Linked DNA regions of Homo sapiens: region 1 is linked to region 2. A link is a contact called in ENCODE POLR2A ChIA-PET data. All regions are on one chromosome and are shown on one strand. The core of a region is the stretch at or near the end of the contact, and the rest is flanking DNA. Distances in the headings are between cores, read along the strand shown. Region 1 holds the start of ZNF709 (zinc finger protein 709). Region 2 holds the start of LDLR (low density lipoprotein receptor).

Region 1 (4,797 bases), core at 442-2,941, 1.4 Mb after region 2:
ACTGGGATATTTCATTATTATTATTTTCTGTTTTTGAGACAAGGTGTGAGACCTTGCTCAGCCTGGAGTGCAGTGGCATGATCAAGGCTCAAAGCAGCCTCAACTTCCCAGGCTCAAGCAATCCTCCCGCCTCGGCCTCCCAAGTAGCTGGGACTACAAGTGCAGGCCATTACGCCCAGCTAATTTTTTTTTTTTTTTTTTTTTTTTCTAGTAGAGATGAGGTCTCTCTATGTCACCTAGGCTGGTCTTGAACTCCTGAGCTCAAGCGATCCTCCTGACTCAGCCTCCCAAAGTGCTGAGATTACAGGCGTGAGCCAACGCTCCTAGCTTGATATTTTATTATTTTCTGAAACCCATCTCTTTCTTGCCTCTTTGGAAATATTTTACATCCACTCTAAAGGTTTATTTTATTTTATTTTTTTATTTTTTTGAGACAGAGTCTCACTCTGTCGCCGAGGCTGTAGTGCAGTGGCGCAATCTCATCTCAACTGCAACCTCTGCCTCCCGGGTTCAAGTGATTCTCCTGCCTCAGCCTCCTGAGTAGCCGTGATTACAGATGTGCACCACCACGCCCGGCTAATTTTTTATATTTTTAGTAGAGACGGGGTTTCGCCATGTTGGCTGGGCTGTAGGTCTCCTAATTACGTATATTTTACATTTTTTGAGAATCAATTAAGTGAGTAAATCTTTTCAAGGTGATAAGCCCAGGGAGGGGAAGTGCTGCGCTGGAAAGGACAGATCTCCCAGAAAAGTTTCCAAAAAGGAGACTCAACCCAAAGGAGTTCCCATAGGATGTCAGGTCCCAGGAGAGATACTGGCAAGAGAGGCACAAGCATTTTACACGAGGTAGCTTCAAGTCCTTCTCCTCTGTTTTCCTCTCATATAAATACCCCAAAGCATACGTTAAATCTTTTTAAAAGAACCATCCATTCCTCTGTACAAAAAGGATAATTAAAATACTGCGTCTGGTTGAAATAACGACGTTGTGAACTGGAGAGAAGACATTGGCATTTGAAAGAGATCTAGAAATTTAGGGATTTAATCCCAGCTCTGGGAAGAGCCAGGCTGGAGGACACGGTCGTGGGTTTGAGATCTGGCTTCCCATACACTTGGAAACCTTGAGAAACGAGTCCTCCCTTGGGAAGAAAAGAGGGACTGAGGACCCCACACAACACTGCTCCTCCCACGCACGAACCCCACGACCGAGACGGGATTCCCTCCATGACCCTCCCGTGCCCCAGCACAATCTGGGGAGACGCGAGGCTGCGGGCTCGGAGCTGCCCAGAGAGGGCTCCGGGACTGGGGCCGCAGTCGCCGCGCAGGGACTTGACAAGACGTCCGGGGTCCCGGCTGCCGGCCCAGCCCCATCCTGCGGCCAAAGAGACCGAGGGCCGAGCTGCGCCAGGAGGACTCGGGTCCACAGACCCGGGAGACAACGGCGGGGAGGCCTGGGTCCCACCACAGCCAGATCCGGCCGGTTTCAACCCGCCCCTCTCTCCCATCTCAAGACCCCCAGCCCCGCACACTTACCATTTCCCAGACTCTGGGATGTCCTGGTGTTCTGTTTACCTCTCCCGCGGCCAGCACAGGTCCTACCTCCACCTGAGGCCCTTCCTCCACCTGAGGGCCTTCTGGGGTGAGGAGACCCCAGAGCGGAGCGCAGCGGCTGGTAGCCACGCCCTCGCCGTTTGCGCAGCGCCCCTCCGCCCGCCTTCCCGGCGGCGCCCCTGATTGGACATTGCACTCTTGGACCCGCCTTCGTTGCCTGAGTGACAGCTAGTAGGGAAGTCGCGTCTCTAAGCAACCTGCATTCGTCCGGGGTCAGGAATCTGTTCCCCTGCCACGGATATTTGCGTCTAAGCAGAATTTGTTAACGTACCCGGGGTCGGGCACTGGTGTCTTCCTGCAGCTCCTTCTGAGCGCGGAGACACAAGCGTGCACAGCGCAGGAAATTCCAGGCTCAGTTTCCAGAAAAAGGCTCTTTGTCCACAGCGAAAAAGGACGCCCGGGCCATGCCAGACTAGAACGGAAGGGTCAGACGCTCCCAGACTTAGCATAAGGCTGCGAGGCCATTCATGGATTTCTGACTCTTGTTTACAAATACAGACACTTAGAGTGACAGAGTGACCTCATCATACCTAACAAAGAGTGACTACGTTTTAATCTTTGACAACTGACAGGGTTTAGGCCGTCACCCATCCCTTCCCTCCCCCCACACTTTGCTCTAGTGGGAAGTTTGGACCCCACAGCCCTAGTCTGAGAGAAGGAGTTCCTTTTTTTTTTTTTTTCGGTAGAGATGGCGGTGGTGGGGTGGTCTCACTATGTTGCACAGGCTAGTCTCGAACTCCTGGGCTCAGGTGATGCTCCTTGGCTTCCCAAAGTGTTGGGATTACAGGCATGAACCACCGTGCCCAGTGAGGAATTATTCAGTTAAACCCAAAGCCATGAGATGTGTTCAGTAAAACTGAACACTGGAAGGATATTTATTTCGGACCAGTTTTTGACTATGTCCCTAGAGAACTTTTGTGGATCCTTTATGTTTGTTTGGTTTGTGGTTTTTGTTTTTGAGACAGGGCCCTTCTTTGTCCCTCAGGCTGGAATGCAGTGGTGCAATCAGAGCCCCCTGCAGCCTCGACCTTCTGGGCTCAAGCAATCCTCCCACCTCAGCCACCTGAGTAGCTGGAACCTCAGGCACGTGCCACCATGCTTGACTAATTTCTTTCTTTCTTTTTATTTTTATTTTGTAGAAACAGCATCTCACTATCTCACCCAGGCTGATCTTGAACTCCTGGGCTCAAGTGATCTGCTGGCCTCAGCCTCCCAAAGTGTTAGGATTACAGGCATGAGCCACTGCACCCAGCCCCTAGAGAATTTTGAAATGTAAATGGCTATGATATCGATAAGGCAATTAATTCCATTTTCACTGAGATTATTTAAAAAACCACAAAAGATTATGTAAATTTGGCATGTACTAGGAAACTCAATATACTTAAGATATTGGATCAAACCTACTAATGGGCAGGGCATGATGGCTCACACCTGTAGTTCCAGCACTTTAGGAAACTTAGGTGGGAGGGCTGCTTGAGCCCAGGAGTTTGAGATCAGCCTGGGCAACATAGTGAGGCCCCCCCCTCCCCCATCTCTAAGAAAATTTTTTAAAAATTAGCAGGGCATGGTGGTGCACACCTGTAGTCCCAGCTACTGGGGAGGCTGAGGCCCGAGGATTGTTTGAACCCAGGAGGTCAAGGCTACAGTCAACTGTGATCCTGCATTCCAGCCTGGGTGACAGAGTGAGACCCTGTCAGAAGGAAGGAAGGAAGGAAGGGAGGGAGGGAAGGAAGGAAGGAGGGAAGGAGGGAAGGAGGGAAGGAGGGAAGGAGGGAAGGAGGGAAGGAAGGAAAGAAGGAAGGAAGGAAGGAAAAAAAAAGGAAACCCCTGTAGCCTTTGGCTGTCACTGTCCTATCTTCCCATCTTCCTCCTCCAAGCCTCTGTCCTAAGCAACCATTAATTTACTTTCAGTTGCTATATAGCTTTCCCATTGTAGACTTGGAATGGAATCATATACTATGTGTTCTTTGTGAGATTAACTTCATTCACTTAGCATAACTGTTTCAAGGGACATTTACATTGAAGTTTGTATCAATACTTCATTTGTTGTTTACAGTAAAACAATATTTCATTGTACCAATATAGCCCATTTTGTTTATCCATTCATCCATTAATAGGCATTTGGTTTGTATCCACCTTTTAGTTGTTATTAATAAGGTTGCTATAAACATCCATGTACAAGTTTTTCTGTAGACATAGGATTTCATTTGTCTTGGGAATACACTTAGGAATGGAATCGATGGGTTACATGGTAATTCTATCTTTAATCTTTGAAGAGCTGCCAGACTCTTCTCCTCTCCTTTGGGAAATTCTATTACACACATATTGGTCAACTAAATAGTGTCCTGCATATTTCTCAGGCTCTGTTCATTTTTCTGTTTTCTGTTTTTGTTTTTTTAAGATGTAATCTTGTTATGTTACCCAGGCTGGACTGCTTCAGCCTCCCAAGTAAGTGGGACTACAGGTGTGCACTAGCATGCCCAGCTTAAAGAAATAATTTCTATTTTGATATGACACCTGCAGATCCCCCTCCCTCCCCCAAAAAATCTTTTTTTTTTTTTTTTTTTTTTTGAGACGGAGTTTCACTCTTGTTGCCTAGGCTGGAGTGCAGTGGCACAGTCTCGGCTCACTGCAACCTCTGCCTCCCAGGTACAAGTGATTCTCCTGGCTCAGCTTCCCGAGTAGCTGGGATTACAGGCACCTGCCACCATGCCCAGCTAATTTTTTTGTATTCTTTATAGAGACAGGGTTTCACCATGTTGGCCAGGCTGGACTTGAACTCCTGACCTCAGGTGATCCGCCCACCTCGGCCTCCCAAAGTGCTGGGATTACAGGCCTGGGCCACCACGCCTGGCCCGAAAAATCTTATTCTCCAGTTATCTCCTGAAAAACAGTAGGCCTACAGTCTACACTATATCTTGATTAAATTCCTAGATCTCTTCCCAATTGATTTTCACTTCTTTTTTGAAACAGACTCTCACCCTGTCACCCAGGCTGGACTGCAGTGGCGAAATCTCAGCTCACTGCAAACTCCACCTCCTGAGTTCAAGCGATTCTCCTGCCTCAGCCTCCTGAGTAGCTGGGGACTACAGGTGTCCGTCACCACTCCAGCTAATTTTTGTATTTTTAGTAGAGACCGGGTTTCACCATGTTGGCCAGGCTGGTCTCGAACTCCTGATCATAGGTTCA
Region 2 (4,710 bases), core at 818-3,317:
CACCCTCCCAAAGTGCTGGGATTACAGGCATGAGCCACCACATCCAGACTTCACTTTTTTGTTTAATGTCGCAAATGGCATAAGGAATGGGATTCAATGGGGACACATTTATAAACGTTGCAGCAGCTCCTAGAACTTGCCTATCCTTGTAAACTTCTCTAGGTGATTGCTAATTACTTCTTTTTTTTTTTTTTTTTTTGAGACGGAGTCTCACTCTGTCGCCCAGGCTGGAGTACAGTGGCGCAATCTCGTCTCACTGCAAACTCCACCTCCCGGGTTCACGCCATTCTCCTGCCTCAGCCTCCCGAGTAGCTGGGACTACAGGCACCCGCCACCACGCCCGGCTAATTTTTTGTATTTTTTTTTAGTAGAGGTGGGGTTTCACTGTGTTATCCAGGATGGTCTTGATCTCCTGACCTCGTGATCCACCTGCCTCAGCCTCCCAAAGTGCTGGGATTACAGGCGTGAGCCACCATGCCCAGCCCGCTAATTATTTCAATTTGACCTTGACACTGAGCCTGCCAAGTAGGTTCAAGCATTTTGATGGCCCCTTTACAGGTTGGGAAAGCTAATTTATCTGTCCAAGGCCGAATTCTGAAACTGAGTCTTAACTGCCAAAAATTCTTATCATCAATTTCTTCTTCTGGGTTGGGCACAGTGGCTCATGCCTGTAAAGCCAGCAATTTGAGAGGCATCATGATGCAAGAGGAAGAGGATTGAGTGAAGCTAGGAGTTTGGGACCAGCCTGGGCAACATAGTGAGACCCCATCTATAAAAAAAAATTAAAAATTAGTTGGGCATGGTGGTGCACTCCTGTGGTCCTAGCTATTCAGGAGGCTGAGGTGGGAGGATTCCTTGAGCCCAGGGTTGACGCTGCAGAGAGCTGTGATCACGCCACTGCAGTCCAGCCTGAGTGACAGCTGGAAATAATGATAAATAAATAATAAATAATTATTTAAAAAATTATAATAAAAATAATTAAAAAATTATTTTCCCTGATTAATCTTTTTTTTTGTCCTTCTGAGAGTTCAATTTGTCCCTTTTCTGCCTGGTCTCCTAGGTTTCCCTAAAATCCTGCTGAGAGGTTAGCACTGCCTGCCAAAGTCAGTTTGCAAAATCCCAGAGAAATCCAGCTTATTCCTGGGGGAACCGCCAAGACTGCCCAGCCCTGTGTGGGGTTCAGGCAAGTTTCTCACATGTGCCTTTTTGGCAAGAGGCCTCTGGCAACCCCATGAGTCCCCAAAGAGACTCAATTCTAAAAGTTGGTCTCCACCAGCTCTCTGTGGCTTAGGGGTTCAAGTTCAACTGTGAAAGCCCTGTTTTGTTTTGATTTTGCTTTGAGGGAGAGGAAACCGCCCTTCTGTTTGTTCAACTCCTTCTCCTAAGGGGAGAAATCAATATTTACGTCCAGACTCCAGGTATCCGTACAATTGATTTTTCAGATGTTTATACTCAGCCAAAGGCGGGATCCCACAAAACAAAAAATATTTTTTTGGCTGTACTTTTGTGAAGATTTTATTTAAATTCCTGATTGATCAGTGTCTATTAGGTGATTTGGAATAACAATGTAAAAACAATATACAACGAAAGGAAGCTAAAAATCTATACACAATTCCTAGAAAGGAAAAGGCAAATATAGAAAGTGGCGGAAGTTCCCAACATTTTTAGTGTTTTCCTTTTGAGGCAGAGAGGACAATGGCATTAGGCTATTGGAGGATCTTGAAAGGCTGTTGTTATCCTTCTGTGGACAACAACAGCAAAATGTTAACAGTTAAACATCGAGAAATTTCAGGAGGATCTTTCAGAAGATGCGTTTCCAATTTTGAGGGGGCGTCAGCTCTTCACCGGAGACCCAAATACAACAAATCAAGTCGCCTGCCCTGGCGACACTTTCGAAGGACTGGAGTGGGAATCAGAGCTTCACGGGTTAAAAAGCCGATGTCACATCGGCCGTTCGAAACTCCTCCTCTTGCAGTGAGGTGAAGACATTTGAAAATCACCCCACTGCAAACTCCTCCCCCTGCTAGAAACCTCACATTGAAATGCTGTAAATGACGTGGGCCCCGAGTGCAATCGCGGGAAGCCAGGGTTTCCAGCTAGGACACAGCAGGTCGTGATCCGGGTCGGGACACTGCCTGGCAGAGGCTGCGAGCATGGGGCCCTGGGGCTGGAAATTGCGCTGGACCGTCGCCTTGCTCCTCGCCGCGGCGGGGACTGCAGGTAAGGCTTGCTCCAGGCGCCAGAATAGGTTGAGAGGGAGCCCCCGGGGGGCCCTTGGGAATTTATTTTTTTGGGTACAAATAATCACTCCATCCCTGGGAGACTTGTGGGGTAATGGCACGGGGTCCTTCCCAAACGGCTGGAGGGGGCGCTGGAGGGGGGCGCTGAGGGGAGCGCGAGGGTCGGGAGGAGTCTGAGGGATTTAAGGGAAACGGGGCACCGCTGTCCCCCAAGTCTCCACAGGGTGAGGGACCGCATCTTCTTTGAGACGGAGTCTAGCTCTGTCGCCCAGGATGGAGTGCAGTGGCACGATCTCAGCTCACTGCAACCTCCGCCTCCCGGGTTTAAGCGAGTCTCCTCTCTCAGCCTCCCGAATAGCTGGGATTACAGGCGCCCAACCACCACGCCCGCCTAATTTTTGTATTTTTAGTAGAGACGGGTTTTCACCATTTTGGCCAGGCTGGTCTCGAACCCCGACCTCAGGTGATCTGCCCAAAAGTGCTGGGATTACAGGCGTCAGCCACCGCGCCCGGCCGGGACCCTCTCTTCTAACTCGGAGCTGGGTGTGGGGACCTCCAGTCCTAAAACAAGGGATCACTCCCACCCCCGCCTTAAGTCCTTCTGGGGGCGAGGGCGACTGGAGACCCGGATGTCCAGCCTGGAGGTCACCGCGGGCTCAGGGGTCCCGATCCGCTTTGCGCGACCCCAGGGCGCCACTGCCATCCTGAGTTGGGTGCAGTCCCGGGATTCCGCCGCGTGCTCCGGGACGGGGGCCACCCCCTCCCGCCCCTGCCCCCGCCCCTTTGGCCCGCCCCCCGAATTCCATTGGGTGTAGTCCAACAGGCCACCCTCGAGCCACTCCCCTTGTCCAATGTGAGGCGGTGGAGGCGGAGGCGGGCGTCGGGAGGACGGGGCTTGTGTACGAGCGGGGCGGGGCTGGCGCGGAAGTCTGAGCCTCACCTTGTCCGGGGCGAGGCGGATGCAGGGGAGGCCTGGCGTTCCTCCGCGGTTCCTGTCACAAAGGCGACGACAAGTCCCGGGTCCCCGGAGCCGCCTCCGCGACATACACGAGTCGCCCTCCGTTATCCTGGGCCCTCCTGGCGAAGTCCCCGGTTTCCGCTGTGCTCTGTGGCGACACCTCCGTCCCCACCTTGTCCTGGGGGGCGCCCTCGCCCCACCAGCCCCGATCAAGTTCACAGAGGGGCCCCCGGCCACCCTCAAGGCCTCGGTTCCTTACGAGGTTGAAACGTTGCCTCAGAATCTCCCCGCCCCTCCTTGGTCTGCAGCCGAGATCTTCAGCCACGGTGGGGCAGCTATCCCCCGGGACCGACCCCCTGGGGTGGCCTCGCTTCTTCAGAGGCTGTGAATGGCTTCGGTTCAGCTGTCCAAGCGGCGATTTTTCCTCTGGGTGAAATGGATTAGATTTTAGATTTCCACAAGAGGCTGGTTAGTGCATGATCCTGAGTTAGAGCTTTTTAGGTGGCTTTAAATTAGTTGCAGAGAGACAGCCTCGCCCTAGACAACAGCTACATGGCCCTTTCCCTCCTGAGAACCAGCCTAGCCTAGAAAAGGATTGGGATTGCCTGATGAACACAAGGATTGCAGGAAACTTTTTTTTTAATTGGCAAGGGGGTTGGCTTTGACTGGATGGAGAGCTTTGAACTGCCTTGAAATTCACGCTGTAACTAACACACCAGTTTCCTCTGGGAGGCCAGAGAGGGAGGGAGGGTGTAATGAAATACGGATGATTGTTCTTTTATTTTTATTTACTTATTTATTTTTTAACTTTTTGTAGAGATGAGGTCTCGCTTGGTTGCTCAGGCTGGTCTTGAACTCCTGGCCTCAAGCGATCCTCCTACCTCAGCCTCCCAAAGTGTTGGGATTACAGGAGTGAGCCACCGCGCCCCACCGGGGATGATGATGATTGCAAACATTCTGCCACTCAGTTTTACAAAAGAAAGAGAGGCACTGGATTAATGTGTATCTCACTCACCAATCAACCTCTTCCTTAAGAGAAAATGTTAAGGAAGTCTTAGGCAAGGCCTTGTTTGTTCATCACTTTAGTTTCTCTCTCCCGGGATGGCTGAGAATGTGATGTTTCCTCTGTTGTCAAGGAGACTACACCCCTGATGTTTTCCTCCAGACTTCTGAGAGCTGGTGTGTGTTTCTAGCACTTTCTAGCTGCACCACCTCACGCTGTAGCTGGCTTCAAGGCATATCCAGGGGGGAGTTTCTTGTCCATTTCCTTTACAAAGGGAAGTTGTTGGAATCTGAACCGCAAGCCTTCACTTAGACCAAAATCAGGCAACAGCGGTGAGCGCAGCTCCAAACGTGTCAATGACTCACCCAAATTTGAGTAAGGGAGTTGGCTGCTTTAACGAGCCGCAGGGTGATTCCCTTGTCATTTCCGGAAATACCTATCTTCCAGGGAACACTGGGAAAAAACAGGGAGACCTTTGTTGAGACAGAAAACCTGTAGGGGAATTCTGT

Evidence for each region. ChIA-PET counts read pairs that join two places held with the same protein, here RNA polymerase II (POLR2A).
Region 1: POLR2A ChIA-PET joins it to region 2 with 12 read pairs in PC-3. The contact joins the promoter of ZNF709 here to the promoter of LDLR in region 2. POLR2A ChIA-PET finds 5 or more read pairs at or near these places in 3 of 52 experiments (PC-3, T-cell and activated CD4-positive, alpha-beta T cell).

The regions. Positions count from the first base shown.
Region 1 is chr19:12,483,125-12,487,921 of GRCh38, forward strand. It overlaps ZNF709 (zinc finger protein 709), which reads right to left and starts at 1,692. Exons shown (of 4, transcript NM_152601.4): 1 at 1,531-1,692. The coding sequence starts at 1,533.
Region 2 is chr19:11,087,396-11,092,105 of GRCh38, forward strand. LDLR (low density lipoprotein receptor) reads left to right here and starts at 2,068. Exons shown (of 18, transcript NM_000527.5): 1 at 2,068-2,220. The coding sequence starts at 2,154. LDLR-AS1 (LDLR antisense RNA 1) reads right to left here and starts at 2,264. Exons shown (of 1, transcript NR_163945.1): 1 at 1,673-2,264. RefSeq lists enhancers at 2,322-2,917, 2,918-3,511, 3,229-3,408, 4,105-4,710 and a silencer at 2,899-3,158.